2 separate regions of the Homo sapiens genome follow, and region 1 is linked to region 2. Evidence: chromatin loops called from intact Hi-C (ENCODE). Cell type or tissue: heart right ventricle. All regions are shown on one strand. Each heading gives the region's core, and the rest is flanking DNA. Links, peaks and the distances in the headings are about the cores only. Region 1 overlaps CD99 (CD99 molecule (Xg blood group)). Region 2 has its middle 38 kb from the start of CD99.

Evidence for each region. Hi-C counts contacts between places; a loop is a spot of excess contacts. Peaks named below come from ENCODE experiments on the same cell type or tissue, not always from the same donor. Only the 100,000 strongest peaks of a DNase experiment are listed, where the experiment ranks them.
Region 1: a loop joins it to region 2, with 2.1 times the contacts of the local background. A loop is called at or near these places in 14 of 110 quality-filtered maps.

What each region holds. Positions count from the first base shown.
Region 1 is chrX:2,695,335-2,711,983 of GRCh38, forward strand. The region is part of intron 1 of CD99 (CD99 molecule (Xg blood group)); the gene reads left to right. Among named protein-coding and RNA genes, the nearest start is that of CD99, 12 kb to the left of the region's middle. In heart right ventricle, for the core only: a CTCF peak has its summit at 8,806; DNase peaks (open chromatin) are centred at 6,478, 8,817, 9,907 and 12,207; H3K4me3 peaks cover 1,569 bases; H3K27ac peaks cover 5,079 bases.
Region 2 is chrX:2,645,256-2,661,904 of GRCh38, forward strand. It overlaps the pseudogene CD99P1. Among named protein-coding and RNA genes, the nearest start is that of CD99, 38 kb to the right of the region's middle. In heart right ventricle, for the core only: no CTCF peak of the experiment used is centred there; no DNase peak of the experiment used is centred there.

The DNA of each region.
Region 1 (16,649 bases), core at 4,937-12,936, 51 kb after region 2:
AGCTGGGACTACAGGCATGCACTGCATATCTGGCTAATTTTTGTATGTTTAGTAGAGAAGGGGTTTCACTATGTTGACCAGGCTGAAAAATATTTTTTTGAGGTGGGGTCTCTGTTGCCCAGACTGGAGTGCAGGGGTGCAATCAGGGCTCACTACAGCCTCCACCTCCTGGGCTCAAGCAATCCTTCCACCTCAGCCTCTGTAGTAGCTGGGACTACAAGCACACACCACTGTGCCTGGCCACTTTTAAATTTTTTTGTAGAGACAGGGTCTTGCTATGTTGCCCAGACTGAAAAAAAAGTCTTTTTTTTTTTTTTGAGACAGTGTCTCACTGTGTCACCCAGGCTGGAGTGCAATGGCAGGATCTTGGCTCACTGCGACCTGTGTCTCCCGGGCTCAGGCAATTCTCCTGCCTCAGACACCTGAATAGCTGGGAATACAGGCACATGTCACCACACCTGGCTATTTTTTGTATTTTTAGTAGAGACGGTGTTTCACCCTGTTGGACAGGCTGGCCTCAAACTCCTGGCCTCAAGTGATCTGCCCACCTTGGCCTCCCAAAGTGCTGGGATTACAGGTGTGAGCCACCTGAAAAATCATTGTAAAAATCAACTGTCCTACATTCTTATTTGGAAGTGACTCCTCTAACCAAAGACAGGGAAAAACAAACCAAACTTTATTAACATGCGTTTTTCATTGATACATGAGAGATACCTAGAAATGGGTAGTTTTCAAGGAAGTGGCTTGGATTCTAGCTGCTCTAGTACCCTCAACAAAGAACAGTCCATTTTTAGAGAATTGGCAGAGAAAGACAAAGGACTTTGAGTCTTCAGGGGCAGCAACAAAATGGCAGAGAAAGGCTGGTTATTGAAGCTTGTTCATTCTGAGTCCTGTGTTCCATGTCCCAGGCCCATGTGGATTTTCTGCTGTCTTCCGTGCTTCACCTCTGTTCTCCCAGTTGGGGAGGTGGGGTTCGGATTGCTTGTGAATGTGGGCTCATCGTTGCTGGTGTAGCTGCAGGCTGCAGGCTGTCCAGGGCTTGAGGATTTGCTGATATTCTTTCTTTTCTTTTCTTTTTATTTTGAGATGAAGTCTCGCTCTTTTTCCCCAGGCTGGAGTGCGATGGTGCGATCTCGGCTCACTGCAACCTCTGCCTCCCAGGTTCAAGCAATTCTCCTGTCTCAGCCTCCTGAGTACCTGGGATTACAGGTGCCCGCCACCACACCTGGCTAATTTTTGTATTTTTTTAGTAGAGGTGGAGTTTCACCATCTTGGCCAGGCTGGTTTCGAACTCCTGACCTCAGGTGATCCGCCCGCCTCGGCCTCCTAAAGTGTATTCTTTTTTGATTTATTCCCAGTCTCTTGGCTGAAACATGGTAGCTCACCAGCATTTCTACTCCCATTTGTCCAACTGACGGTATCTTTTCACATCTCTAGAGACCAGAAGGACTTCCTCTTCTTGAATTTCCTGTTCAGTATTCTTTCTTGGCTTGGTTCCTTGGTGAGTTTTGAGGAGATGGTGCATGGGTGTGTTTTTCGGCTTTGTTTTAGTATGACTCAGGGTTGCCACCATGCCTTGTACGGTCTCCTAGTCATAGTATTAAAGTTTCCGCTTAGCAGGAAACCAGAAACTTCCTTTCTTCTCCCCCAGAGTCAGATTCAAACCAGTGTTTCTCAAGTGGGCTGTGAAAGTAGCTTGCAGCCACCCACCTTGCAAAGAAGAAAATTCAACAGAGGAGAGGAGAAAATGCCCACAGGGTACATGGAAAGCCTTGCTAAAGAAGCCGCATGGGCAAAGCTTTTGTTCCGCTCCCTCTGTCCCGGTGGGCTGGGCTGAGATATAATATATGTTTGTCATTGTGGACGGCAGCTGGATGAGTCTGAAAGCGGTTGCAAACCCCTTTAATTCACTTTGCTTTCTCAACTTTGAATGGTGTCGTGGGCTGGGGTGGGTCCCCTGTTTTTGAGAATCACCTGAAAGAGTCTGATTTTCTGCATCTTTTCGGGGAGTAAAGCTGTTGCTCCAAAGCGCTGTTTAAAAGCTGATAATAGTGTATCTGGTTGAGCTAACAGCCCTTCTTGAGGAGGCAGCAGACTGGCCAGAGGGTTCTGCAGGCATTACTCATCAGCGACACCTGAGTTTGCCCAGGTAGCCTGACTCTTGTTTGTTTCTGCTTTGCCTGACCCTGCAAAATTATTGTCCAAATGCACCCTGGCAAGCATTGATCCACGAGGGGATGCTGACCAGAAGGAGCTTTCGTTTCTGCACGATGGACTGGAACACGATGGACTGGAATGATGACAAGAATAAACACACTGCATTGTCTTTTAGGGCCAATGGACTTGGAGGCATAGAGATTTTATAACTACTGCCAGAACCCAAATATTGCCAGTCGGCCTCTTCTGCTGCTGTTGCTAGCTGTCTTCTTCTGGGGGAAATGGGTTGGGTTCTAAATATGAATTAACACAGGGCTGTCTTCGATGAATTCAGCACAAAATGTTCTCAGCAATTGAACACTCGGAGAGAAGTGTTAGGCATTTAGTGCAGACTCATAGAATAGCAGGACAGGGAGGGATTTGGATCTGGGCAAGCAGGAGATGGATATGAACATCTGTCTTTTGAGACCGTGCCGAGGTGGCAATGAAGGTAGAGGCCCCCTGTGTTGAGGTCTTTACTCAAGAGGCTGTGGTCCTTTGGGACTAACATAGCATCCGATAGACAGACAAGATGGACAGCTACAGCCACCTATGGGAAGCGGTTTCTACTCTTAAACCACAAGCCCCTAGACACTCATCATATCATAAACATATCACCGGGCAGTGGCTTGCAATCTTTTTTTTTCTTTGTTTCTTTTTTTTTTTTTTTTTAGACTTGCCCAGGCCGGAGTGCAGTGGCACGATTGTAGCTCACTGCAGTCTTGACCTCCTGGGTGCAGGTGAATCTCTCACCTCAGCCTTCCAAGGAGCTGGGACCACAGGCATGTGCCACCCTCAGCTAATTTTTAAAATCTTTTTGTAGAATCGGAGTCTGACTACATTGCCCAGGCTGGTCTTGAACTCCTGGGCTCAAGCAAACCTCTCGCCTCAGCTTCCCAAAGTGCTGGGGTTACAGGCGTGAGCCACCATGCTCAGCCTGCAATCATTTTTTTTGAGACAGGATCTCACTCTGTCGCCCAGGCTGAAGTGCAGTGGTGTGATCTCAGCTCACTGCAGCCTCGAACCCCCAGGCTCAGGTGACCTGCCCACCTTAGCCTTCTGTGTAGTTGGGACTATGGGCACATGCCACCACACTCAATTAATTTTTACCTTTTTTGTAGATACAGAGTTTTGTTCTGTCGCCCAGGCTGGTGGACATATTTTAATCCTACAGAGTCCAGGCTAAAAACACACCAGTAACTGTGATGCCCATCCCTCCTGCATTCCTGATTTCTGAGTGATGGTTTCAGACACAAACCTGCTTGACCACCCTCCAGTAGCTCTTGCTGACCTAGATCCGAGGTTCTCAGCTTTGGCCCCATTGCGGGAAGCTTGGAAACGTCACTCTTGCCCAGGGTTACCTGGGTAGTCTGGTTTATAGACGTGTTAGGTGTTTTAATTTTTTTTTTTTTTTGAGACAAGATTTTGCTCTGTCACCCAGGCTGGAGTGCAGTGGTACAGTCATAGCTCACTGCAGCCTCAACCTCCTGGGTTCAAGCAGCCCACCTACCTCAGCCTCGAAAGAAGCTGGGACCACAGGTGCACCTCACCATACCCAGCTAATCTTTTCTTTCTTTTTGTTTTTTTCTTTTCTTTCCTCTTCTTTTCTTTTCTTTTGTTTTCTCTTCTCTCTTTTCTTTCTTCTTCTTCTTTTTTTTAGACAGAGTCTTGCTGTGTTGCCCAGGCTGGAGTGCCTTGGTGCAATCTTGGCTCACTGCAACTTCCGCCTCCCTGGTTCAAGTGCCTCTCTTGCCTCAGCCTCCTGAGTAGCTGGAACTACAGGCACGCACCACCACGCCTGGCTAATTTTTGTATTTTTAGTAGAGACGGGATTTCACTATGTTGGCCAGGATGGTCTCGAACTCCTGACGTCGTGATCTGCCCACCTCGGCTTCCCAAAGTGCTGGGATTACAGGTGTGAGCCACCGCGCCCAGCCTTTTTTTTTTTTTTTTTTTTAAATTACAGAGTCTCACTCTGTCACCAGGCTGGAGTGCAGCGATGCAATCTTGGCTCGCTGCAACCTCTGCCACCCAGGTTCAAGTGATTCTTCTGCCTCAGCCTCCCTCAGGCGTGAGCTGGCACGCCCAGCCAAATTTTTCATTTTTTGTAGAGACAGGGTCTCCCTATGTTGCCCAGTTTAGTCCTGAACTCCTGAGTTCAAGCCATCCACCTGCCTTGGCCTGGCAAAGTCTTGGGTTTATAGGCGGGAGCCACTGCATCCCGCTATTAGGAATTTTTAAAAAGCCCCTCGGAGGGTCTTCATGTGTGGCTGAGTTGTCAAGAATCATTGTTATTTTACTAGATATTCTGTTTCTTCCCTCCTACATGAGATTTCCCATGACCGCCTCTCGGATGTGAATGTCTATGCCATGGATTACATTTTTCAAAGAGCATTCAGTTTGTTATTTCATCTTCAGCGAGCCCTTAAGATATTTCTCATGGGCCTTTTGTAGATAAAGACACTGGGGTCAGAGAGTTCAGGAGCTTGCTGGTGATCACATGGTCAGCATGGGGAAAAATGCATGTGGACATGAGTTCTGTTGGTGGTGAGACGTGGGCACAGGGGTTGCTGGGCTTGGGAGTTGGTGGCTGCGTGTGTGGGCTGAACAGAGCTCCCCAGGCACGGCCTTGTGGACCTTGAGGGATGCCTGCCTTCACCACTAGTGTGACTTGAAGGGGAGGAGAATGTCCTGAATCAGTGATGGGCATTTTGATATGGAAGAGAACTCCCTTGAATCCTGGTGGTGAACTTAGACCAGTCACTGAGGCCTCTCCAGCTCCTCAGGGTCTCCGTGTTCTAGGTATCCATGTGTCCTTCCATCCATTTATCCATCCATTTATGCATCCATGCATCCATCCAGCCATGCATCCTCCTTTTATCCATCCATCCATCAACCCATCCTCCCATTCATTTACCCATCCATCCGTTCGTCCATCCATCCATCCATCAACCCATCCTCCCATTCATTTACCCATCCATCCATTCATCCATGCATCCATCCATCCATGCGTGCATCCATCCATCCATTTATCCATCCATCCATCCATCCATCCGTCGTCCCATTCCTTTATCCATCCGTTAATGCACCTGTCCATCCATCCATCCATTCTCCATTCATCTTTCCATCCATGCATCATCCATGCATCCATCCTTTTAGTTCATCCAGCCACTCATCAATTGATACATCCATCTGTCCACCATCCACTCATCTATCCATCCATTCACCCATCCTTTCATCAATTTACCCATCTACCATCCATCCATTTATCCGTTCACCCATTCATCTATCCATCTGTCCATCCATCCACCTATCTGTTCATCCATCCATCCATTCATCTATCCATCCATCCACCTACTCACCCACCCACCCATCCATCCACCCACCCAACCATCCATCCACCCAACCATCCATCCATACCTCCATCCGTCTACCCACCCACTCATCCACTTAACTACCCATCCATCCACTTATCCATGCATTCATCCATCCATCCACCTACCTACTCACCCACCTAAACTCATCTATCCACTCAACCATCCATCCACCTATCCACCCTTACCTCCATCCATCCCCTTACTGCCCATCTTTCCACTCATCCCATCCAACTACCCATCCATCCACCCAGCTGTCCACCCAACCATCCACCCACTCACTAATTTATCCACTCACCCACGCATGCATCCATCCATCCATCCATCCACCCACCCATTTACCCACCCACCCATCCATCCACTTACCTGCCTGTCCATCCACCCTCCCAGTCCATGGCTCTTTCATGTATTCCTTCAGCCAGCATAGGTTGAAGTTAAATGTACTATTGGTGCTATTTGCTGTGGTCCCTGTTTTTTGTTCTCTGCTTTGGAGGTAACAACCAGGGCATCAATTTGGGCATAAAAGCACCATTGTGGATGGAAGGCCTGGATGTCTGGAGGCACAGAGCAGGGACTACACTTGTTCAGGGGGTCAGAGAGAGTTCTCCCAGGAGGGGCCCTCCCTGGACACTGAGCTTCCAAGAATGAGCAGAGGAAACCAGGTGTAAGGAAGAGGAAGGGCCTCTTCTCAGCCTGGTAGACAAGCAGTAAGAGTGATGATGGGGCAGCTGCAGTTCATCTCAGACTAGAGGAGCTGCAGGGGCCAGATGGTGGGCAACCTCTGTTGCCACTGCTGAGGAGTGCAGATTTAAGCTCCCCTGAAGGGTTTGACGCAGACAGCTGTGCGGGGACGCTTAACCTGCCTAAGGCCCGTCTTTGGGTAACAGCATGCAGAACAGGTGGGAGGGGCTGGGGCTATTTTTGGCAGAGCGTGGATAAGTCAGTGGAGATAGAAGAGAAGGCACAAGCTATTTTAGGAGATATTGAGGAAGTTAAAATCTGTAACAGGTCCCTGCCTGCAGAGTTGACCACACGTTTGCATCACATGGGTAGGCTTTAAAATATAGATGCCTGCATCTCACCTTGGAAAGTTTCTGATTTAATTAGCCTGGGCATCAGGACTTAGGAAAACCCCACAGATGTGTGTAATTTGCTGCTGGAGTTGAGAACTGGGGTGCGGAGCTGTGCTCCTTAAACTGTAATGTGCTTACAGATCACCTCTGGTAATACTTGTGAGAAAGCGCTTCAGGTGGGCTAGGGAGAGGATCACGGAGGGCTTCCTGGAGAAGGTGACATTCTCCCAGGGCCTTGAGGGGTGAATAGACATTTTCCAGGTTCAGAAAGAAGGAATGGGCTTTCATGGCCAGGTAGAGGATCCAATGAGGCAGACGAGGGGCCCAAATTCTGTGACCCCCTACCCCTACCCCACCCCCAGGATGCCCCTGTATCAGTCCCATGGTGTAACAACCAAATTCACAAGATGCTGCAGAGGGGAAGAGATTTTAAATTTTCTGAGAAAGACAATGATATATTTTGGACACCATGAGAAATACTGTTATTAACTTGTTTTAACCTAGGTACACGCAATCTTCATCATTCAGTGATTCTGTATTTGTGACTTGCCTGCTTACTAAAATGTATTTGTCATCCCCACATCAATATTCCTGGCATTTAATTTTTTTATTTTAAACTTTCATTTTAGGTTCGGGGATACATGTGAAAGTTTGTGACTTAGGTAAACATGTGTCATGAGGTTTTGTTGTACAGATTATTTCATCACTGTGGTATTAAACCCAGGACCCAATAGTTACCCTTTATGTTCTTCTCCTTACCCTCGGCTATTTTGTTCATGCACAGAACGGCAAAAAAATTGAACTTTTTTTTTTTATTTTTTTTGGATGGAGTCTCCCTCTTTCGCCAAGGCTGGAGTGCAGTGGCGTGATCTTGGCTCACTGTAACCTCCGCCTCCTGTGTTCAAGTGATTCTCCTGCCTCAGCCTCCCGAGTAGCTGGGATTACAGGCATGGGATTACAGCCACCACGCCTGGCTAATTTTTGTATTTTTAGTAGAGACGGGGTTTCACCGTGTTGGCCAGGCTGCTCTCAAACTCCTGGCCTCAAGTGATTCACCCGCCTGGGCTTCCCAAAATGCTGGGATTACAGGCGTGAGCCACCACACCTGGCCAGAATTGAGCTTCTCAATAGCACATGTTCTCAGCTGAGGTTCAACAAAGCCAGACCCTGCCTTCTCGGGCCAGCGCGTACTGTCAACAGGGTTCTTTGCAAGGTCTATTTGGTGTCCCGTGTTTTGTGTTTTCGTGCTTTTTGTCAGTGATTTTGCGCTTTCAAATATCCCCAAGTCGGTGCTGACATGCTACCTAGCGTCCCTAAGTACAGGAAAGCTGGCATGGTCTCACGGGGAAAATACACATTTGATGAGCGTCATTTAGGCACGAGTTATAGTGCTGTTGGCTTCGAGATCAATGTGAGTGACTCCACAATGTCTATTCACTGCGGTGTCTTTAAACAGAAACCCACATAAAACGCGCTTAGGTAGTGATTGGTTCATGACCTCTGGGAACGTAGTCCTGTATTTACGTGGGAGCAATAGTTCACTATTCGCTAATTCAGTGTTCGCTGAGACTTTATAAAACGTAACTGCTTTGAATAACAAAGCTGTAATTAACAAACCGAGCTGTTAAGTGTGTGTGTGTGTGTGTGTGTGTGTGTGTGTGTGTGTGTGTGTGTTGGCCTCACATCATTTTACAGAGACACACAGGGCTCTGTGAACTGCTAATAGTTGGGACCGGCGGAGGGGTTATTTCAAGCTAGTCCAAAACTGCAGGGCAGAGACCACTTTGAAAGGAGATCAGCAGTCGGGGAGTGGCTGGGATGAAGTTGGAAAAAGTGCTGAGGCCCCTAAGTCAGTTTCCGGTGTTTCCACGTTAGCCTTGGGGGGTGATCACTCAGTTTCCTGTAGGGATGGGATCTGGGCTGGCATCTGCCTGTGGAAGGGGTGACAGGGACGGAGAGCAGGGAACCCCGAGCAGCCCTGCCTTGCTGTTGTCTGAGCCTCAGAACTCCTGAAGGCGGGGTCCTTCAGCATCACCCTGGAGTTTGTTAAAAATGCAGGCTCATGAGCCTCACCCCAGACCACAGAACGAAAATGTCTGGGGGTGAGACCCAGGATTCCACGTCTCCCCAGGTCCCTCGCAGGGCGATTCTGAGAACTGCCGGTGTGAGGCGTGCTCAGCCCAGCCCAAACATTCACACCATTCTTTGGCCTCTTGTAAAACTTGGCGTAGCTCAGGGGACGTTCCCAGAGTTATGGCACACGAACAAAAGAAAGTTTCCCACTTCTTACCAAACATATTGTAAAATTACAGGAAAGAGCTTGTTCTTTCACGTCTATACCCTTGTGCCGTCGTCCTAGTTAGGATGAAGCCGAGATGTTACCTTGTACCTTAGGCCACCGCAGACAAGGAAGTATATGCAGTTTAACCACCTGCATATAATCTTTTTCTTTTTTCTTTTCTTTCTTTTTTTTTGAGACAAAGTCTCATTCTATCACCCAGGCTAGTGTGCAGTGGCACAGTCTCGGCTCACTGCAACCTCCATCTGCCAAGTTCAAGAGATTCTTGTGCCTCAGCCTCCCAAGTAGCTGGAACTACAGGTACACGCCACCATGCCCAGCTAATTTAGCAGAGATGGGGTTTTGCCTTGTTGGCCAGGCTGGTCTCGAACCCCTGACCTCAGTGATCTGCCTGCCTCAACCTCCCAAAGTGTTGGGATTACAGGAGTGAGCCACCATGCCCTGCCTATTTTTTGGAGGCAGGGTCTCTCTCTGTTGCCCAGGCTGGAGTGCCGTGGTGCAGTGTCAGCTCCCTGCAATCTCAACCTCCACAAGCGCAGGCCATCCTCCCGCCTCAGCCTCCCAAGTAGCTGGGACCATGGGAGTGCGTCACAACACCTGTCTAATTTTTGCATTTTTTGTAGAGACGGGGTTTCATCATGTTGCCCAGGCTGCTGTTGAACTCCTGGGCTCAAGCAATCCTCCCACCTTGGCCTCCCAAAGTGTTGGGATTATAGGCGTGAGCCACTGTACCCGGCCACCTATGTATAATTTTCAAGCTAAGAAGACAGAGAGACGAGTTTAACTATTGCTACAGACATGAAGCCCTTCCCTTTCCATAGTTTGCTAGCAGAGAGTGTTTCCAGGGCCCGGCGGCCACTATCACCCACTGCGTTCATAGCTTTCCATGGGGTGAACAGATTGCGCTGGACTCAGCGGTTAAATCTAAAGTGTAGGATGTTTGGTGAACTCGGAGTTCCTTGCACTTGTCTGTGATCTGGCACATTGTGTTTTCTGTACTCAGATATGCAGTCACTGGCACACATCCTGTTACTGACGGGAAGCTGGACCCAGCACTGGAGTATTTCTGAGACTATGACACTCTGGTGTATTCCTGAAACTATTTATGACACTATTAAGCTCTTTTCTGTAATTTTACAATATGTTTGGTAAGATCTCAGCGCCAGATTTTTTTAAATGATGTGTTTATTTCTTTTAATTGACAAATACACATTGTATGTGTTTATGCGGTTGCACATGGTGTCTTGATGTATGTATCCATGGTGAGATGGATTTAAATATGCATGACCTCACAGACTTTGCAGCACTTTTTTGTGTGTGGTGAGAACACTTATTCAGAATGGGCTCCTTTAGTCGTTTTCAAATATTCAAGCCATTGTTACTAATTGCAGTCGCCATGGTGTCTCTGAGCTTTCCTGAAGTTATTTGTCCTGTCTCATGGACGCTTTGTGCCCTGTGACCGATCGTCTGCCCGGTGTTAAATGACACATCTTGAAAAAGAGGACAATACTTCCAGAGCGATTCGGTTTTATAGCAACAGAAAAGTAAGGGTGTTTTGACCATTTGAATAAAATAGTAAAATGAAATGTATCAGCTGCCTCCTGCTATTCCCACACAGGAGGACTTCCGGTGCTTGCTCCAATGTGGAGGCATTTTCTCTTGCAGCATTCTGAGCTACAATTATCTCTAGGCTGGGGACCCTTCCCGAGGCCCCCCAAACCTGGAATGAAAGTTTTTAGGGTCAGACCATGTGACTGGTTCCACTCGACCTCCAAAACGTTAAAAAGAAAAAAAAAAAAAGAGCCGGGCGCGGTGGCTCACGCCTGTCATCCCAGCACTTTGGGAGGCCGAGGCGGGCGGATCACGAGTTCAGGAGATCGAGACCATCCTGGCTACCACGGTGAAACCCAGTCTCTACTAAAAATACAAAAAAATCAGCCGGGCGTGGTGGTGGGCACCTGTAGTCCCAGCTACTCGGGAGGCTGAGGCAGCAGAATGGTGTGAACCCGGGAGGCATAGCTTGCAGTGAGCCAAAATCGGGCCACCGCACTCCAGCCTGGGTGACACAGAGACACTCTGTCTCAAAAAAAGGAAAAAACAAAAAACAAAAAACGCTTTGCCTTTGCTTGGCATCAGAGGACTCAGCAGCAAGTAAAGAGCACACACGTGCCCTCTGCACCACCTCCTCCTCCTTTTCTACAATGTCCTGAAAGTTTCGTGTTTAGTGGGCTTTGGAAAAGGGTGTGGAAAACCAGCAGGAGCAGATGAGTACTGGAGTGGCCAGCAGCAGGTGTGAACACCCTGGGGTGATGCTGGGGCTGAGTGAATTGGACATTTTTCAGCAGGGACACCCAGGCCAGTGGCGGGTCTTCATCCTCCCACCCTTAATGGAGATGAACGGCATTATTGAGAAAGCTGCAGGCACACACAGAGCACTGCTTAAATGATGTCCCTGGCTGCTGCTGTTACTATGTAATGATTGTGTTATTCTTATGAAAATCTGAAAGTTACAGGAATCTTGGAACTGCCTAATTTTTTTTAATTAATTAATTAATTTATTTCGAGACAGAGTCTCACTCTGTCGCCCAGGCTGGAGTGCAGTGGTGCGATCTCGGCTCACTGCAACCTCCACCTCCCGGGTTCAAGCGATTCTCCTGCCTCAGCCTCCCAAGTAACTGGGACTACGGGCGTGCACCACCACGCCTGGCTCATTTTTAATTTTATGTGAAACACCTGAATGATGTGATGATGGGGTTTAAGATAACCCAAGTGTTCGGGCGCGGCGGCTCACATCTGTAATCCCTGCACTTTGGGAGGCCAAGGCAGGCAGATCACTTGATGCCCGGAGTTTGAGACCAGCCTGGCCAACATGGCGAAACTCCATCTCTACTAAAAACACAAGAATTAGCTGGATGTGGTGGCACATGCCCATAGTCCCAGCTACTGGGGAAGCTGAGGAAGGAGAATCACTTGAACCCAGGAGGTGGAGGTTGCAGTGAGTTGAGATCATGCTACTGTACTCTAGCCTGGGCAACAGAGCAAAACTCTGCCTCAAAAGAAAAGAAAAGAAAAGAAAAAAACAGCAAAAAGAGAACCCAGGTACTGGCTCTCCTCCTGCGTTTGCCCCGGTTGAGTGCATTCCTGCATTAGTGCAAGCCTTAGTCACGTTGCAGAGGAACTCACACACCCCATGTGGCCTCGGGGACTTCACTCTGGGTTCGTCCTGTTTTTTGAGTTGCCTGGCTGATGAGAAAAAGTAAACATGGTTTGAATCAGTAGAAAGTGTCTTGTCAGACTGACTCATGCCATCTGTCGTCCGTTCCGCCTTGCCCTGATGAGCCATTACCCTGTCCCGGAAACATCTGGAGCTTTGAGAGGGCCGGGTGGAAACAGCAGTGGCAGTTGGGGGTTCTGCTGAGGGTCTGGTCTCTTTGCAAATTTGCAGAGAGGCTGAATGCCGTAAACGTGCAACACAGGCACCTGAGTTCTCCACCAGGCTCCTTCTCTGAGGGCATGGTTGCAGCTCTTGCTGGGTGGGTTTTGTTGGTGTTTTCTTCACATTTGTAGCCCCGGAGGTCGTTTTCAGGAGCAAAAAGGCAAGTGGGGGTGTCTGCTGTGAGCCCGCAATTTCCTGCCTACCACCTGAAAGCTCAGGGAATGTGATGAATTGGGAGATGAATCCTAGGCAATAAAGAGAGCAGTGGACTGAGTTAGGAGACGATAGCTTCATTTACAGAGATTCCTTTACTGACTGATGATCATTGATTGGGTTTGCTTCCCCATGAGGCTTCAAGCCAATAGCACGTGCATTTGCATCCATTTATATACACCTGGGGGACTGCCTTCCTCACACACACCTGGGGGACTGCCTCCCTCACACACACCTGGGGAACTGCATCCCTTCACATACATAGGGAACTGTGTCCCTCACACACCTGGAAGATTAGCCTCAGAGGTGTCTGCAGTACCAGATTCCACCAGGGAGTGAACGTCTGATTATGGGTGATTCAGGGTGCCCACGTCTATATGAAATCGAGAGCGGGTCACCTCCCTTTCCTCCCTACTCTCTGTGGGGTGGTGTTTGGGGAGCTGTCTTAAGTGTTAGTCACCCGAGGAGAAAATGGTGAGGGTGGGACTCTGTATCTGGGAGAAAGGAGACCTTGGAGGCAGGGGACAGACTGACAGAGCCTTGAGCGATGGAAGCTGAGGTCGAGGGCCCAAGGTCGATGATAGAATGCTTGGGGTTGTCTCTCCTCTGGTGTCCTTGTCCTTCAGGCATCCTGGAGTGACATTGAAATTGTTTCAATTAAAAACTGTAGAAACAGCACAGAGATAAGAATGGAAGACAAGCTCCAAGTGCGGGGCTGAGGCGAGTTCTCCAAGGACTAGGGCTAAGGGCAGAGGGTGGGAGAAGGGGAGAAGGGCGTGAGGGGCATACTGTGTCCTTTGCCACCCACTCTCAGACTTGTTGTCTTGGACCTCCGTCGGCTGAGCTTGGGGTCCGGGGAGCAGTGGGTTTGGACACTCAGTGGTGACGTCAGCCGTAGTCCTGAAGCAGAGGGGAAGTTGGCAATCCAGGCTTGCCTGGGGGTGACACTGGTGGCGGGAGGGCCTGTGCCCTCCCCTGTAACTGGGTTTGTGTGGGGTCCATGGGGGCATTGGGGTCAGTGGAAGGAACATGAAGTGAGCCAGAGCATCGTCACTGTGGCCTCTGAGGGCAGGTGGAGCAAGAAAAGGAGGAAGCTTCTAAGTGACACCTGGTCCCAGCTCAGTGGCTATGACCAGGGAAGTCATGTGGAGGAAAAGGCTGGTGGACTCTGAGGGTGATGGAGGAGGATGGGAGGGGCAAGCTAGGCTGGGGAGGTGGCAGGCCATGGACACACACCAGACAGACACACATGTGCATGCACACATACACAGGCACATACATGCATGCACACTCATGCCATGCATATATGCATGCATGCACACGTGTGCACCCACACAGCAAGTCACATGTGCACGTGAGCACACATGAAAACACACAAGCACATGCACATACTCCTGCAGTGCACATGCACACCCATATATGCATGCACACAGGTGTGTGCTCAGATAGCACCCTCACACATATGCACACAAGCACACAGGCAAACACGCAGACACATGAACAAATGCACATATATATTCATGCAGTGCACTTGTGCACATATACACATGCAAACAGGTGTGCATTCAGCACACTCACAATGCACATGAAAACACGTGTGCACACACATGCAGTGCAATACATATATGCATGCACATGTGTGCCCACACCATACACCCACACATACGTGCAGGAGCACACACGTGCACACACAGAAACCACATGAATGCATGAGCACGCGTATATGAAATACACATGTACACATGAGCACATCCACACGCGCACATGCATGAACATAGACACACACATGCATGTACATAGACACGCACATGCATGTACATAGACATGCACACGTATACCCAGGCCCTGCATTGGAAAAAATCCAAAATGTGGCTTGGTTGCAAAGAGCACATGAAGAGCTGTTGAATGCAGAGGTGCCCAGCAAGAAGCATGGACCTAAACCCGAAGGTGGTTGGGGGAAGCTTGGGGACACCTGGGTGGGCAAATGGCCCCCCTGAGGCCCAGGGACAGATGCAAAAACCCAGCAAGCCAGGAGGGTCTTTGAAAAAAAAAATGTGTACCACATGTGACATTTCCCATGTGAGGGAAGCATCGAGATCATACTGTGTTTTCCCTGTGCCCTGCGATTTTGCAGCTGACATGCCCTTTCTGTGGAAATATATAGCAGTCCTCATGCTAGGATTGCGTGTTCTGTGTCAGGCAGCTGGGCATGGGAGTGCAGGGTGTGGGGTGGAACCTGGGAGGAGAGTTCTAGTTTTACCACTGTGTTCCGGCCGTGGGGTGTCCTGGGGAATGGAGGCCACCTCCTGACACTGGAGTTTCCTGGGTTCTGCTGTGAGCGAGGAGTGGGAGAAGACAAGACTCTGGTCTTAGAAACCTTCCGAGTCTCGTACGCCCTTGACTGCCGTTTCTGAGTATTTCCTGAAGCTTGGGAAGGATGAGTCACTTTAAGGGGATTGTCCTATGTTGCTTTGTTTTGTTTCTTTAGTGACGGTGTCTATGATCATCTTCTGTTTATGAGGGTGAAATTACAGAAATAAGAAGGGTTACACTTAAAATAATATCTGTACTTTACTTTCACGTGTGGGGTTTTTTTTTGTCATTGCTGCTGCTTTTTTTTCTTTAACATTCTGACAGTTCTGTCTGCTTATTATTAAGTCTTCCTACCTTTCTAAAGAGAATGTCTTTCTTGCTAAAGAATACATTATGGACTCTTGGAATCTCTTTGTTGGGGTGGAGGGGGTGGGGACTTGCCCTGACTTGCTGGGAATGCCCATAGGGTTTAGAAGTCACGTCTACCGCTGAGGCACTAACAAAGGTAAGCCTTCAAGGAAGCACTGTCATTTCCGGGGAAGAGAGTTTTGAGGAAATTGAAACAGTTACGAATTGATCTAGCAGTCCCTCTACTAATGTATCTACATATGAAGATATGTAGAGATGACTTTTTTTTTTTTTTTTTTTTTGAGATGGAGTCTCCCTCTGTCACCCAGGCTGGAGTGCAGTGGCATGATCTCTGCTCACTGCAACCTCTACTTCCCGGATTCAAGCGATTTTCCTGCCTCAGCCTCCTGAGTAGCTGGGATTACATGCGCATATCACCACGCCTGGCCAATTTTTTTGTATTTATAGTAGAGACGGGGTTTCACCATGTTGGTTGGGCTGGTCTCGAACTCCTGACCTCGTGATCCTCTCACCTTGGCCTCCCAAAGTGCTGAGATTACAGGTGTGAGCCACCGCACCCGGCCCCAGAGATGACTTCTAAACCTTCAGGGTATTCCCAGCAAGTCAGGGCAAGTCTATATATATATAATATATATATGTGTATATATATATTTGTATAAATATATAATTCGTATATATAGTATGTATATATAGTATATATAGTATGTATGTATATGGTGTGTATATATGTAGTGTGTGTATACATAGTATGTGTATATACAGTATGTATGTATATAGTATGTGTATATATAGTATGTGTGTGTATTATATATATATATAGTATGTGTATGTGTGTATATATATATATGTTTATTTGGGATAAGGAAAGGAAATCAGTATGTCAAAGAGACACTCCCCTCCCATGTTTATTGCAGCACCATTCGGAGTAGCCAAGACATGCAGTCAATGGAAGAGCCCATCAAGGGATGAATGCAGAAAGAAAATGTGCTATATCAACTCTGTACATTCACTAAAAGCCATTCATTTGCACAGTGAGAATAAGTGCCTTTCATGCTATGTAAACTATGCCTCAATAAAGCTATTAAATGAACAAAGAAAATAGGGTATATTCACAATGGAATGGTATTCAGCTTTAAAAAAGAAGGAGGTTGGCTGGGTGCGGTGGCTCATGCCTGTCATCCTAGCACTTTGGGAGGCTGAGGCAGGTGGATCACCTGAGGTCAGGAGTTCAAGACCAGCCTGGCCAACATGGTGAAACCCCGTCTCTAGTAAAAATACAAAAAATTAGCTGGGCATGATGGGCGGGCGCCTATAGTCCCAGCTACTCAGGAGGCTGAGGCAGGAGAATTGCTTGAACCCAGGAGGCGGAGGTTGTA
Region 2 (16,649 bases), core at 4,197-12,196:
AAAAAAAAAAAAAAAGAGAGAGAGAAAGATACACATTGTATATGCAGCAGGACCAGGCCTAAAAGCAACTAACACTAACAGAGAAGTTTTCAAACCTCAGGAAGATGGACCCAAGCCATATCACTGGCTTCTTTTCAAGGGAAAATTTGATTTTTTTTTCCCTTAACTGAACTCTTTTGGGCCACCCTGTTGACTGTAATGAGCACAGACTGCGTTTATCGTGGGAAATGAACTTTGCAATGAATTACTCCAAGAAATGATGCCGTTAGCAATGGGTACATGAGTGGAAGCAACAGCAGCGTGGGATCAGAGCCAGGATCTGAGAGATGCAGAGCTGGGAGGCAGGAGAAAGCTGTCTGGGAGCAAGCAGAGGGTGCTAGACCCAATGAACATGGCAAGCAAGGCTAGACCCTGAGGACAGTCAAAGGGCCATTTTCAAGGTTGAGGACTGACTGTGGCCTCACTGTGTTCCCCTCCATGGCACGCCATACCTGAGCTCCTCTTTCCCTCCTCACTGAGCCCCACAGGATCCTCGGTTCCATCGACCACAGGCCCTTTGCACGTACCACACTTGCTACACAAAACTTTCTGCCTCTACCTTGTGCTGTCTTCATACTTCAATTGTCAGCTCCACTGTTAGCTCCATGGTCACTTGCCCTTAAAAGTTCACATCTGTGGCCGGGTGCAGTGGCTCACTCCTGTAATCCCAGCACTTTGCGAGGCCGAGGCGGGCGGATCACGGGGTCAGGAGATTGAGACCATCCTGGCTAGCACGGTGAAACCCCATCTCTACTAAAAATACAAAAAAAATAGCTGAATGTGGTGGCATGTGCCTGTGGTCCCAGCTACTCAGGAGGCTGAGGCAGGAGAATCACTTGAACCTGGGAGGCGGAGGTTGCAGTGAATGGAGATTGCGCCACTGCACTCCAGCCTAGGCGACAGAGCGAGACTCTGTCTCAAAAAAATTTAAAAAAAAATAAAAAAGTTCATATATCTGTGTCCCTGCCTGACCCAAGCTGACCATGTTATAAGCATCTAGAAGCCTCACCTCCTTACTGCGGCTCTGACCACGGCACTACTTTTATATCCTGTGGGCAATTTTGTTTAAATATCCGCTTTCCTCGTTAGACGCTAAGCAACATGGGAGTGAGTGTCTGGCCATGGTTTGCTCATCTGTGCATCTCCAGGACTGGCTGGGTTCCTGGGTATGAAGAAGCAGCGGTCCACACACATGGGTGAACCTGTGCTTCTTCTCACCACTACACTGCTTGGCTTCCTTATTTCCTTCCTGTCACCTGGAATGCCTACCCTGTACTTCTCTCCAGCTCCAACACCATCATTTACCACCTCGTTCAGCTCCCAGGCATCCTAGAAGCCTTTCCTGACCACAGGGGTGCATCGTGGTGCACAATTCCTTCAGCTGCCACTATGGTGCAAGATGAGTCTAGAAGAACAGTTTTGCTGTGCGGTCACCCTTACTCACTATTGTGATTTTGCCTTTAACATATTGAAAAAGACACAGAAAACACACACCATCCGATCAGTTAGTTGCAGACACATCGCCCGATGCTAAGAATGTGCTGTGTTTTAAATTGACGTCTGTTGGCTCTTCAGCTTCTGCTCTGGGCTTCTTATGTCCCCACTCGGCCCTGAATCCCATTCCCCCAAATCTCAGTAACTTTGGTGGCTTTTGCACCAGCCAAAATCAGATCCTAGGTCTTGAGCAAAACCAAGAGCAAGGAAAAAAATCCCACATGGGAATCTGAGACCTCACTCTAATGACTTCAGTTGCTGTTGACTTGATTTCCTTCAACTGCCGAAGGAGGTTAGAACAGTTTCCTCTTGCTTCTAGGACAAAGCATCACAGACTTTGCAGCTTAAAACAATGCACATTTCTTTGCTTACAGTTCTGGAGGTAAGAAGTCTGAAATTAGTTTCCTGGGGCTCCCATCAAGGTGTCAGCAGGGCTGGCTTCCTTCTGGAGGCTCTAGGAGAGAAACGGTTTGCTTGACATTTCCAGCTTCTAGAGGCTGCCTACACGCCTTATTATGTAGCTGCTCCCTCCATCTTCAAAGCCAGCAGTGTAGCATCTTCCAATCTCTCTCTAACTCTGACCCTCTTGCTTCCCTCTTTCCATGATAAAGACCCATGTGATAACATTGGTCCTACCTGGGTAATCCAGTAATGTCTTCTCATCTCAAGCTCAGCTGATCAGCAACTTTCATTCCATCTGCAACCTTCATTTCCCTTGCACAGGTTCTGGGAATCAGGACATGGATATCTTTGGAGCCTGCTATTGCTTCTACCTACAACTGGTGTTACAAGACTTGGCCCACTTAATCTTGCAAATTCTTTCTGCCCCTCTCCTGTGCTTAATGAGATCTGTTCTCTATGAATGTTCAGGACCTCAGGAGTAGGGACCCCAAAGGCTGGGGGCAAAGTAGATGTGACAGGTGCCAAGCATAGGATGTGTGACCAGATTCGGTCATGTGATTACATTGTGAAGTGACCCAGGCATTTTCATTAAGAAGGAAAGTGGTTGTAGGAGGAGGAAATTGAACACAACCCACACATGGGTGGTTGGAAAATCTGAGACCTCTCGTGGGCATGCTCATCCATTTCACTCACCGGTACAGGGGAAATTCTTAGACCTGTCAGTGCAACTATTTGAAATAAACATCCAAGAAAGGCAGCAAACTTCAGGTAGGATGAAGTCAGAAGTCCACCCTGAAGCACAGTAAAAGCCACAAGACAGAAGTGACTGATCCCATCCCAGGGATCCTAAAGAAGATTATCATCAGACTTCTCATTGGAAACTTTGGAAGTCGGAAGGCAGTAGGCTGATAAATTCAAAATGCTAAAAAAGAAAACCAATGAAAACATGCTAACCAAGAAAAAAAAATGCTACATGGCTGAAGAAATCATGCAGAAATCTTAGCAACATTTTAAATGATCCAACAAGGTCTGTTGTTTCTGCGCAAATATGGGCAAACATGAGCTGGTATAGCTTATTTTTATGGGTGCAGGGAGCATGCAGTTATCTCCACTAGCATGTTTTTGTTTGTTTGCTTTGAGATGGATTCTCACTCTGTCGCCCAGGCTGGAGTGCAGTGGCACAATCTTGGCTCACTGCAACCTCCGTCTCCCGGGTTCAAGCAGTTCCCTGCCTCAGCCTCCTGAGTAGCTAGGATTACAGGTGCCCACCACCATGCCCAGCTAATTTTTGTATTTTTAGTAGAGATGGGGTTTCAGCATCTTGGCCAAGGCTGGTCTTGAACTCCTGACCTTGTGATCCACTCACATCAGCCTCCCAAAGTGCTGGGATTACAGGTGTGAGCCACCGCATCCAGCCTGTTTTTCTTTTCAACTCATGCATAGGTTCAGAATTTAGTTCCAGGTATGTGAGAGCTCCTTGTAGATGTTTTTCATGATGAGGCACCTGGCTTACCAGACTTTATCTGACTTCTTGCTTTATCTTCCCAACAGTTCAGCACCGTGGTGCGGTACAGGGTCCCATTAGCAGGTCTCATTTCCCACCACTGACTGAACATCAGCAGGCTCAATCCACAAGTCAGGGGCTGGGGATGTCTTGTCAAGAATTCCCTCTTTAGGGGCAGGAATGAAATTTATAACAACATCCATACTGTTTGATGGAGCCCTCTCTACATGGCAGGTGCTTTGCAAGCACTTTCAGAAAATCTGCACCAAACCTTATAGTAAGAATGATCGCTGTCATTCTACAAGTCAGAAACTTGAAGATCAGATTGGTGACATGTTCAGCTAATGCACTGCTAATAAACAGCAGAAGTGAAATTCAAATATCAAGACATTTGTCCTCAAAGTCTATGCTTGTAACTAGATTATGGCCCTGATATCCTAGGGGTGAATCAGTTTCAGTTTCCCTTCCTGGACCCCCAGCAAGTAGTACATGGGAATTATTCTAGTCCGGTATAGCGGGGAGCAGTGTAAACAGATAAACAAGGTTTTCCGGGGCCCTGGTTTAGGCAAATAAATCTTACAACTTATCTGGCTCTTTCAAGTCGACTTCAGACTTCGCCTTGCTTTCTAGACTGTTTTGCCTAATGGAAAATAGTGTTTGTATCTTTAGAAAATGTAATACGTGATTTTCCCCTCTCAATATTTTGCAGGTCAGAGATATTGCTTTGATCTATTTTCACATAATAATTATTATTTGAGGTCTCAAGACCAGCATCTTCATCTGTGTGGGGCTCTGAGTTAAGGGCTTTCCAGAGACTCACTCCTGCCGTTTCTTCTAACTCCCTTGAGCAGAGGCCAGCAGTAGAGAAACTTGATAAATAACACAAGTGCTATAATCCCTGAGTCCTCTAAGAAATGAGACACAAAGGAAAGATCCAGGGACATTTTCACAGATGTGCCCAATTCCAGTGGCCCCAGGTTTCCCACCCTGCTGTTGATATTCTGCCACCCATAGTCGTGATCATCTGGCTACAAAACAGCAGGCAAGGCTGTGCATGAGTGATGTTACAGGTGGGCTCATGGCTACATGGATGTCTAGACATGTCTAGGTGTCCATATGCAGGACCTGAGGGAAAGTGAGAAGGAGGGAGGGATGGGTGAATAGATGGATAGATAAATGGATGGAAAGGTGGACGAATGGATAGATGCATGAATGGATGGTGAATTGGTGGGTAAAATGGAGGGATGGATGGGTGTTTGGATGGATATTTGGATGGATGGATGGATGGATGGATGGATGGATGGATGGATGAGTGAATGGCTGAGTGGATGGGTAGACAGGTGGATGGATGGAGAGATGGATAAGTGTTTGATGGATGAATAGACACATACATGGATGGACAGGTGTTTGGGTGGATGTGTAGGTGGAAAGGTGGATAGATAGATAGATGGGTGGATGGATAGAGGGACTGATGGATCACTGAATACATGTGTCAATGAATGGGGGATGTATCATTGGAGGGATGGGTGAGTGGTATGGTGGATGAGTAGATGAATGAGTGGGTGGATAGATGGATGGATGGATGGATGGATGGTTGGATGGATGGTAAGGTGGATGAGTAGATGGGTGGATGGGTGGATGGATGGATGGATAGATGGATAGGTAGATAAGTAGATGATTGGATGGATGGATGCATGAGTAAACAGGTTCATGGATGGGTGGATGAGTGGATAGATGGATGGGTGGATGTGGGTGGCTGGATAGATATGTAGATAGATGCAAAGGTGAATGCAAAGAGAAGGATAGATTTATGAGGATGCAAGTGAGAATTTTTCTCCTTAGGTCATCAGGGGAAAATTAAATCCTTACCCACGGAGACATCTTTCATTTGAGTCAGGCAGAGGCCCTCTTTTTCTCTCTCCTGGTGACCAGGACAAAGAGAAATGCAGGTGTAGAGAGCTCTGATCAGGGAGCCCTGCCTGCCTCCTGTCCTGGGTGACCTTTACCAAATCCTCTCCTGCGTTGGGTCTCCCTAACCTTGATTTTCAAATGGTGGCTTCAGGGCTTTGCCTTTTCTGTGTCTGTGGTTCTCTGTCATCTATCAAGTCTCCCAGGGAGCCCCTTCTTGCCTCCCCTCTGTCCCTTTGGCCCCCACTCCAGACCCCAGACTGGGTTCAGGGTTCCTCTCTAGAAGTCACTGATGGGAGCCCACACCCTGAAAATGCCTTTAGTCTTCATTCCAGCCTCTCCTCTCTGCCAAGTGAGCTGCCCTTGCTGGCAGCAGTCACTTCCTCACACAGGGGGATGCTTGTTCCAGCACACTGAGTAAGTGCTGTCTCCTGAGTGGGAATTGGCTTGGCACAGGCGACCGTATGACTGTTTCAAAAAGTCATTCAAATTCTTTGTCTTGTACATCCTGTCTGGAAGCACGTATATACATTCCCGCCTCCCCACTGGGCACGCTCTTACCCTTGCGCTGCCATTCTGGTGCTAGGAGCTGTTTGTGCTGTCCACTGGGTGGACAGAGACGTCTTCCCCATGAAAAGAGGAATCAGGGTTTTCATGTATCTCTTAGAAGCCGGGCATTTGGCACCGGGGCTCATGAACAGCTGATTTTTGAAGTGGTCCCAGGGAAAGCTCAGTTGGTGACTGATAAGAAGAAGGTCTGGGCTGGGTGCAGGTCTCACGCCTGTAATCCCAGTACTTTTGGAGGCCGAGGCAGGCAGATCAGTCAGGAGATTGAGACCATCCTGGCCAACATGGTGAAACCCCGTCTCTACTAAAAATACAAAAATTAGCTGGCCATGGTGGTGCACGCCTGTAATCCCAGGTACTCGGGAGGCTGAGGCAGGAGATTCGCTTGAATCCCGGAGGTGGAGGTTGCAGTGAGCTGAGATCATGCCACTGCACTCCAGCCTGGGCGACAGAGCAAGACTACGTCTCAAACAAAAAAAAAAAAAAAAAAAAAAAGAAGAAAGGAAGAAGAAGAAGAAGAAGAAGAACATCTGAAGAATTGGGATACTGAGGCATCATCTTCCTTGCCCAGTGGATCTGTGGTTTCATACCCTGGGTCTCCTGAAGCTTTGGGGTTTTTCTCATTTTTTTTTTCTTTGAGATGGAGTCTTTTTTCTTTATAAATTATCCAGTCTTAGTTATTTCTTTATAGCAATGTGAGAACAAACTAATGGTGCTGGTCTCCTCAAGGAAACTCCTGCCACACCCCCTCCCTCATCTTCTTTCTCTCTGTCTTTTTGTTTTGAGGTGGAGTCTAACTCTCTCGCCCAGGCTGGAGTGCAGTGGTGCGATCTTGGCTCACTGCCACCTCCGCCTCCCGGGTTCAGGTCATTCTCCTGCCTCAGCCTCCCGAGTAGCTGGGATTACAGGCGCCCGCCACCATGCCCGGCTAATTTTTGTATTTTTAGTAGAGATGGGGTTTCACCATGTGGGCCAGGCTGGTCTTGAACTCCTGACTTCAAGCGATCCACCTGCCTCAGCCTCCCAAAGTTCTGGGGTGACAGGCGTGAGCCACCGCACCTGGCTGGGGATCCTTTTTCATCTCTGGTGGACAACAAGGTGTATTTTCCTCTTGCTGGTCCAGGGGGCAGCAGAGGGAGAAGGAGACTACAGTGTTTGGGGGTCCGTGTGTGTGTTCTTTTCCCCCCTGGTGCCTGCTGTGGGAGGTCACATAATGCAGATGGATAATGATGGCACAGACATATCCTCGCTGTTGGCCTCTCCCACTTTACTTCATTTGTGATGGATGCACCACCCATTGAGTTGATTATAAAAGGCTGATAAGGCTGGGCACGGTGGCTCACACCTGTAATCCCAGCACTTTGGGAGGCCAAGGCAGGCGGATCACCTGAGGTCGGGAGTTCGAGACCAGCCTGACCAACATGGAGAAACCCCATCTCTACTAAAAATACAAAATTAGCTGGGCGTGGTGGTACATGCCTGTAATCCCAGCTACTCAGGAGGCTGAGACAGGAGAATCGCTTGAACCAGGGAGGCAGAGGTTGCGGTGAGCAGAGATCGTACCATTGCACTCCAGCCTGGGCAACAAGAGGGCAACTCCATCTCAAAAAAATAAATAAATAAAATAAATGAATACATAAATAAAAGGCATAATAAGCAAATTGCTAACTGTGGGGTCTGTGACTATGGACTCTTTCTTGTGTTCAAAATAGCTTTTCTGCAGAGTTAACTGTGCAAACCCAGGACAGCAGATTCTGTTTGTGCCCTTCAAGTGGTTTAGATTTCAGATTACCAAGATAGAAAAATATGTTTGACTACCTGTCCACAGTTCTGTATTTTCAGTTCTTATAATGGGACTACAAATAAGACAACCTGAGCCTTTGTTTCCCATACCCCTGAATGCACAGAACCAGAGTTCTGAACGATGTTTTTGTTTGTTTGCTTTTGAGATGGAGTTTCACTCTTGTCGCCCAGGCTGGGTGCAATGGTGCGATCTTGGCTCATTGCAACCTCCGCCTCCGAGGTTCAAGTGATTCTCCCACCTCAGCCTCCCAAGTAGCTGGGATTACAGGCATGTGACACCACACTCGGGTAATTTTTTGTGTTTTTAGTAGAGACGGGGTTTCACATGTTGGCCAGGGTGGTCTTGAACTCCTGACCTCAGGTGATCCACCCATGCGGCCTCCCAAAGTTGTTGGGATTACAGGCGTGAGCCACTGTGCCAGGCCTGAGCAATGTTTAAATCCTCAAAGCATCACTAGAATTCTGATAACTGTTTTTACAAAGAAGGAAAGGAATCATTATTGGCAAGGATGTGGAAACATTAGAATTCTCCTACTTTGCTGGTGGGAAGTTAAAGTGGTGTAGCCACTATGGAAGGCAGTTTTATGGCTCTTCAGAAAATTAAACACAGAATTACCAAGTGATGTAGCAATCCTACTTCTACCTAATACCTAAAGATACTGAAAACAAATGTGTAAACAGAAATTTGTACACAAATGTATGTAGCAATATCCAAAATGCCAAAAGGTGAAAACAGTCCGATGTCCATCTAATACTAAATGGATAAACCCCATGTGTTCCATCCATACAATGGAATATTATTCAGCCACGAAAAGGAATGAAACAGTCACATGCTACAACATGAATGAACCTTGAAGACGTTATGCTAAGTGCAGAAAGAGAGACACAAAAGGTCACATATTGTAGGAGTCCATTTATATAAAATGTCCAGAATAGTTAAAGCCATCAAGACAGAAATTGAACTCATGGTTGCTTAGGGCTGGGGGCAGGGAAAATGAACAGTGATTACTTGATAGGTACGAAGTTTCCTTTGGCGGTGATGGCAGGGTTCTGGAACTAGATAGCAGTGATGGTGGCATAACACTGTGGATGTAGTCAATGCGCCTGAATTGTTCACTTAAAAATGGTAAAAACGGGCCGGGCGCGGCGGCTCACGCCTGTAATCCCAGCACTTTGGGAGGCCGAGGCAGGCGGATCATGAGGTCAGGAGTTCGAGACCAGTCTGGCCAACATGGTGAAACCCCGTCTCTACTAAAAATACAAAAATTAGTTGGCTCTGGTGGCGCATGCCTGTATTGCTAGCTACTCAGGAGGCTGAGGCAGAAGAATCGCTTGAACCCGGGAGGCGAAGGTTGCAGTGAGCTGAGATTGCGCCACTGCACTCCAGCCTGGGCGACAGAATGAGACTCCGTTTCAAAAAGAAAAAAAAAAAAAAAAAAGATGAAAACAGGCTGGGTGCAGTGGCTCACACCTTTTAATCTCAACTCTTTGCGAGGCCAAGGTGGGAGGATTGCTTGAGCCTAGGAGTTGAAGACCAGAGTGGGCAACACAGATCCAGTCTCTACCAAAAAATTTTAAAAAATCAGCTGGGCACGGTGGCGTGTGCTTGTAGTCCCGTCTCCTCTGGAGGCTGAGGTGGGAGGATCACTTGAGCCCAGGAGGTCAAGGCTGCAGTGAGAGGTGTTTCTGTCACTGCACTGCAGCCTGGGTGACAGAGGGAGACCCCCATCTCTAAAACAAATAAATACATATGTACACAAATGAAAAGGTTAAATGATGAAATTAATGTTATGGGTATTTTTCCACAACAACATGCTTCCCCACAGAAATCTCAGTGGAGAAGACAGGAGTGTGGCAGACCAACATGCTTCTGGAGCTCCACAAAGCTGTCCCTTTAATTGGCAGCACGCCTGGTGAAGGCTGTTTGCTTTGTGGACGTTGACCTCCACCTGCTGGCCCAGTGACTCCTGCTATCTTCATTTTGTCCAGTTCACCTCTCAGTCCCCAGAGCCGTACAACCATCTATAGGTTCTTGCTTCTCCCTTTTCCCCTAGAAGCATCTCCTGGGAATCACCCCTGACCAAAAGCCCCAGGCACCTCTCCAAGACCCCCTACAGAAGCCTAAACAGCCCTTACATTCATTGCCTTTGGACCTACCCGAAGTCAACAAGTTCCAAACTCGTCAGAAACTGGGAGAAGTCTCAGCCCCAAATCAATAGCAGCCGTTGTCAGCTCCTCCCAGCTCAAAGTCCCCCAGAGATCGGTTCCCTGGTCTGAGTCAGGAACGAGAGACTGAAAAGCATGGGGATCTGGTGCTTTTTCTTCATAGGGTTAGTCGCTTTCCCCACCAAAAAACCTACCAACTGAAAGATCACTGATTGGATGGGTCAACCAGCCTCAGCTACCAGATGTCTTTGAGATGGGGAGCCAGCCCCCTAAAGCTGAGTCTCTGTGTGTGGCTTCCAAATACCTGGTCCCCTGGGTGCAGACAGAAGAGAGGACGCAGAGGCTGGACATCTCCCAGAGGAGGGGGAGACTGGCTGGTCACCAGATAATCTTGCTTCCCTCTCTGATGTCATAGGAACATGAACAGACTTGGAGATGCTGATTGAAAGTACATGTCACCTGAAGGAGACATTGGTTCCAGAGCCATTAATTCCTAACCTCCTACCATACTCTCTGCATGGTGGAAGATGCCAGAACATTCTCAGAGCTTGAGAAAAAAGAGGAATTGAGAGAAGGGACGGGGGTCAAGAGATAGAGAAGGTGAGAGGAATGTGAGAGAAGCAGGGGACGGAGGAGAAGAGAGGAAGGATAACTCAGAAGCTCAGGTCTAACTTCACCCCACTCCCCTTAGGACCCCCCCACTCTAACTGTTGTTTCTGAGAGTTCCTGGGGGCCACCCATAAACAATGAGGTTAAATGTAAATGGAAGGGCAGGACTCTGTTGAAGTCTGCAGAAGGTACCCTGTTGGCTGCATAGTCACCAGCTCTCATGACCCAAAGAGGAGAGTGAGCAGGTGACTGGATCATCAGTGAGGGTAAATCTGGAAGACAGAATTGGAGCCAGGTGCAGTGGCTCACAACTGTAACCCCAGCACCTTTGGAGGCCAAGGTAGAAGGAGCACTTGAGCCTCAGGAGTTTGAGACCAGCCTGGGCAACATAGCCAGACCCTGTCTCTACAAATAATTTTTAAAAATTCATTGAAGGATTTCTAAAGACCACTTGAGTGGTTTATGTCTCCTGGAGTCAGAACCCAGGGAGGATTTTTGCTGAAATACCAAAGCCGCAGGGAGCATGAATAGAGATGTTCAGACAGAAATTAAGTTTGAAGAAATAGACTTTGGCAGAGAGGCACGTGGCCACAGACAAGAACTCATCATGCATTCATTCTTTCACTCACTCAGCAAACATTAAATGGACTCTGTCTAACTGCATTTCCCTCTCTTGACAAGAGGGATACATCGGAGAGAGACAGGCTGAAGGAATGTAGAGTTGATATTGGACCTGGGAGCTTTCCAAAGGCACTGTGCTCTCCTGTGCCCTTCTTCGCATCCCAGTCTCTACGATGTTGACCGTGTTCGTGGGTTTCACATTGCTGTTGACATACCAGAAAGAATATGCATGAACCACAGTGACAAATGTCATTCATAATCATTTTCAGCACAGAATAACCTACAGAAATGTCTTCTGTGTACCTTCCCCTGCAATATTTTGTGATTCTGATGCAACTGGAGACAAAACATCTCTTATCCATGGCCTCTCTTGAATCAATTTTATCTCCAATCTGCCTTTTCATGGGTACTCTAACAAGAAAGCAAACAAGGAAAGTTCAGCTGGTCTAGCAGTTCTGAGACAGCAAATTATCTCACTGTTGATGTGGACAAAGAGCCTCTTGCAGAAAGACTATACTTAACTCTGAGAATCTGGGTCCCAGCTTTTTTTTTTTTAATCCAGAGAGACGTAAATCTGAAAGAATCTGAGTCCCAGCCGAGCTGAGAGAGGAGTAAAATCACGGAGGCATGCCTCCACTCAGAACACATCATTATCGTGCTTTTATATGGAAGGCACAGCCATTCACTCATTGTCCGATAGACGTTTCCATTGAACGTTGGATCTCTTCAAACCAAGTGTCTGCAAACATGATGGGTTTTGCACTGATGCTGAGGATGAATCCAACAGGAAAGATACAGAGAAACATCACATTGCACCCCAGAGACATATGCAATTATTGTTTATTGATTAAAAATATAATGAAAATTAGGAGGCTGAGGCAGGTGGATCATGAGGTCAGGAGTTCGAGACCAGCCTGGCCAATATGGTGAAACCCCGTCTCTACTAAAAATACAAAAATTAGCCGGGTGTGGTGGCACGCACCTGTAGTCCCAGCTACTCGGGAGGCTGAGACAGGAGAATCGCTTGAACCCGAGAGGTGGAGGTTGCAGTGGGCCGAGATGGTGCCACAGCACTCCAGTCTGGGTGACAGAGCAAGACTCTGTCTCAATAATAATAATAATGAAAAATAAAAGAGGAACAAGGGAAACCAAAAGTAAGCGTATAGAAGAGCAGTTTAACATGCAATTTCATTTTATTTATTTCTGCTTTAAGTTTATTATTTAAATGGTATCTCAAACGAAGAAGGCTGGCCACTCGTTCCCTCTTCTGTTACCCTATCATTGGAGGTTTTGTTCTTTGCCTTGGTATGTTGAGAGAACCCAGAGGTCTGTGAGTAAAATTCCGGGGTTTTGTCAACTCAGATGGGACAAAGTCTACATCTCTGGGTTCACTCACTTGTAACTGAAATTCAGCATTGCCTGTGGACATAGGCAACATCCCACAACAATGTTAGTCTTGCCTGTAGATTTCTCACCAACCATTATCACAAATACTTTCCTATCCCTGTACAGGAGTTGCAGATGAAATATCCTTTATGCTCATGACCACTTCAGCGTTACTGTGCATCTTGGACCTGCCTCAAATTATTTTAATCTTATGAATATCTAATGCATTACTGTGTTTCCATTGCACAAAATAAAACAATGACTTAGCAGTTGCCCAGGCGAGGGGAACCACTTCCAACAGGTGGGACTAATCATTCAGGGTTTTCGAAAGTTCTCTGTGTAGTTGGATTTTAAGCTCCTGAGTTAATCTGATAGAACTTTCTCATCTGGTTTTAAGAAGTGTGGTTAATGGGGATCTCTTGACTGTAGAATCAGTTTTAAAACACCACATTTACTTCTGACAGTAGGTAAATTTTACCTTGGGCAGAATTGTATGGCCTTGGTGGTAGTTAGTATAAATTAGTATGAATTAACTTGGGCATATGTGAAAATTACTATAGCATAAATTAATGAAGGCCTATGTGAAATTTTGCAATTATTTTCTGTATTCACCTAAAATGGCATTGCACTGGAAATATAGTATGCTTCTTTTGTGATTTCTACATATCTCTGTTTTTTTCTCATATCAGATTCTACTTTACCCCTCAGTGACAGTCATTTTACACCCCTCTCTGTCTCAATGTCCTAGGCACCCTGGGACCATCCTGGCTGGAAGGCATAGTGACATTGCTGGCCTGAGCTGAAGTGCCGATTAAAATAAATTGAAAGCTGAATTACCTTATGAACAGCTGCTTTACCCAGGAACAAATGTGGAGAGGAACTCCTTGAAACTGTGTTCTCAAGTAGACCACTTTTGAGAAATTATACATTTATCATAACATCTCAAGTCCTGCTCTACATAGAATGACCATTATTATCAAGAAAAGTTCTCCATTCCCTGTAATTCATAAGGCAATGCAGGCCTAACCAGAAAACAGGAACTGCGACAACCTTGCATCAGACACATTCGATCTCTCTATTCATAGTTGCATTCTCTTTTTTTTTGTTTACAAAGCCAATCACCAATAACTCGGAAAACAAAAACAAAAAAAAAAAAATGAACACATTGTTGAGCTCGCTTCTGAGAAAGATTCTGCATTGTGAATGTCAGGATTCCACATTTCTGAAGCACCTTTGCTCCTCCAGAAAGCATATCTCTAGTTTCATGGTGATACGAGAGAGAAATGACAATTGTCTGTATTATCAGGATGGCCCATTGTGCTCTGTGGATCTCAATCAATGTGGACATCAGCCATGATCAAGCTCTTTCTTTTCTCTCTCTCTCCTTCCTTCCTTCCCCCTTCCCCTCCCCTCCCCCTTTCCCTTTCCTTTACCTTGTTTCTTGCTTCCCTTCCCCCTCCCCTTCCCTTCCCTCCTCTCTCCTCCTCCCTCCCCCCTTCCCCCTCCCCTTCCCTTCCCCCTCCCCTTCCCTTCCCCCTCCCCTTCCCTTCCCCCTCCCCTTCCTTCCCCTTCCCTTCCCCCTCCCCTTCCCTTCCCCCTCCCCTTCCTTCCCCTTCCCTTCCCCCTCCCCTTCCCTTCCCTCCCCTCTCCCCTTCCCTTCCCTCCCCTCTCCCCTTCCCTTCCCCCTCCCCTTCCTTCCCCTTCCCTTCCCCCTCCCCTTCCCTTCCCTCCTCTCTCCTCCTCCCTCCCCCCTTTCCCCTCCCCTTCCCTTCCCCCTCCCCTTCCCTTCCCCCTCCCCTTCCTTCCCCTTCCCTTCCCCCTCCCCTTCCCTTCCCCCTCCCCTTCCTTCCCCTTCCCTTCCCCCTCCCCTTCCCTTCCCTCCCCTCTCCCCTTCCCTTCCCTCCCCTCTCCCCTTCCCTTCCCTCCCCTCTCCCCTTCCCTTCCCTCCCCTCTCCCCTTCCCTTCCCTCCCCTCTCCCCTTCCCTCCCCTCTCCCCTTCCCTCCCCCCTCCCCTTCCCCCTCCCCTTCCCCCTCCCCTTCCCTCCCATTCCTCCTCTCTCCCCCTCCCCTACCCCCTCCCCTTCCCTCCACTTCTGTCCCCCTTCCCTTTTCTTTTCGCTTCTTTTCTTTTCTTGAGACAGGATCTCACTCTGTTGCCCAGACTGGAGTACAGTGAAGTGATCATGGGTCACTGCAGCTTCGACCTCCTGGGCTCAAGCCGTGCTCTCTCCTCAGCCTCCTGAGTAGCTGGGACTACACACGCACACCACCATGACTGCCTAATTTTTTAAATTTTTATATTTTTTGGAGACAGCGTTTCATGCAGGTTTTCATGCCCAAGCTGGAGTGCAGTGGTACAGTCTCTTGGCTCACTGCAACGTCTGCCTCCTGGGCGAAAGCAGTATTCCTACCTTGGCCTCCCACGTAGCTGCAGCCACAGGCACTAGCCACCACGCTCGGCTATTTTTTTTTATTTTTTAGACACAAGACTTCACCATGTTGTCCAGGCTGGTCTCGAACTCCTGAGCTCAAGTGATACACCCGCCTTAGCCTCCCAAAGTGCTGGGATCACAGGCATGAACCACCATGCCCAGCCTGGTTAATGTTTAAATGTTTCCTGGAGATGGGGCTTCACTATGTAGTGCAGGCTGGTCTTGAACTCCTGGGCTCAAGTGATCCACCTCAGCCTCCTAAAGTGCTGGGATGACAGATATGCACCCCCACACTCAGAGATATTATTTTCTTTTCTTTTTTTTTTTCTTTTTATTTTTTTGAGAGGGGTCTTGCTCTTGTCCCCCAGGCTTGAGTGCAGTGGCTCGTTCTCAGCTCACTGCAACCTCCACCACCCGGGATCAAACAATTCTCCTGCCTCTGCCTCCCAAGTAGCTGGGATTACAGGCACCTGCCACCACGCCTGGCTGATTTTTGTATTTTTTAGTAGAGATGGTGTTTCATTATGTTACCCAGGCTGGTCTCAAACTCCTGACCTCAGGTGATCTGCCCGCCTTGGCCTCCCAAAGTGCTGGGATGACAGGCGTGAGTCACCGCGCCTGGCTGACCATGCTTTCACACAAATGTCCCAGACCCTGGGGACGACAGCTGACCAGAGAGTGATTGAACTATGCAGAGTCCCAGCCTCACCTCCCACATCCCTTCTCTCTCATTTGCCCACCTATTACCCCTACCTTAAAAAAACACCCTGTAGAAATACCCACTAGGGCCAGACGCATTATGTGAGGCTTTTCATTTTTTATTCTTTTTTTTTTTTTTGAGATGGAGTCTCACTGTGTTGCCCAGGCTGGAGCGCAGTGGCATGATCTTGGCTCACTGCAACCTCTGTCCCCCCGGATTCAAGCAATTCTCCTGCCTCAGTCTCCTGAGTAGCTGGGATTACAGGTGTGCACCACCACGCCTGGCTAATTTTTGTATTTCTAGTAGAGACGGGGTTTCGCCATCTTGGCCAGGCTGGTCTCAAACTCCTGACCTCAGGTGATCCACCTGGCTCGGCCTCCCAAAGTGCTGGGATTAACAGGCGTGAGCCTCCGCGCCTGGCCAACCATGTTTCTATACAAGCGTCCCAGACCCTGGAGATGACAGCAGACCAGAGAGTGATTGAACTATGCAGAGTCCCAGTCCCACCTCCCAAATCCCTTCTCCTCTCTCCTTTGCCCACCTACTACCCCCCACCTTAAAAAACACCCTGTATCAATACCCGGTAGGGCCAGAGGCATTATTTGAGGCTCTTCATTATTTTCTGAGACATCAATAGACTACGTGTTGGCAGAATAATTGACTTTGCAATTTACATTGGTGATATAGGAGGGACAGATCCTGCTTCTCGGAAACCTCCATGATTTGCACATGTGCCTGCCTCCTCCTTTGCAGGTGCGGTGTTTGGGAAGGAGCAGTGAGCCACAGGGGGATGGGAGCCCAAGGTGTGGCCCTGCAGGGAGGGTCCAATGGCCCATGAGTGTGGGTGATTCAAGAATGTCAGACTGGCTGGGCACGGTGGCTCACTCCTGTAATCTCAGCACTTTGGGAGGCCAAGGCGGGCAGATTACCTGAGGTCGGGAGTTGGAGACCATCCTGGCCAAGATGGTGAAACCCTGTCTCGACTAAAAATACAAAAATTAGCTAAGTGTAGTAGCAG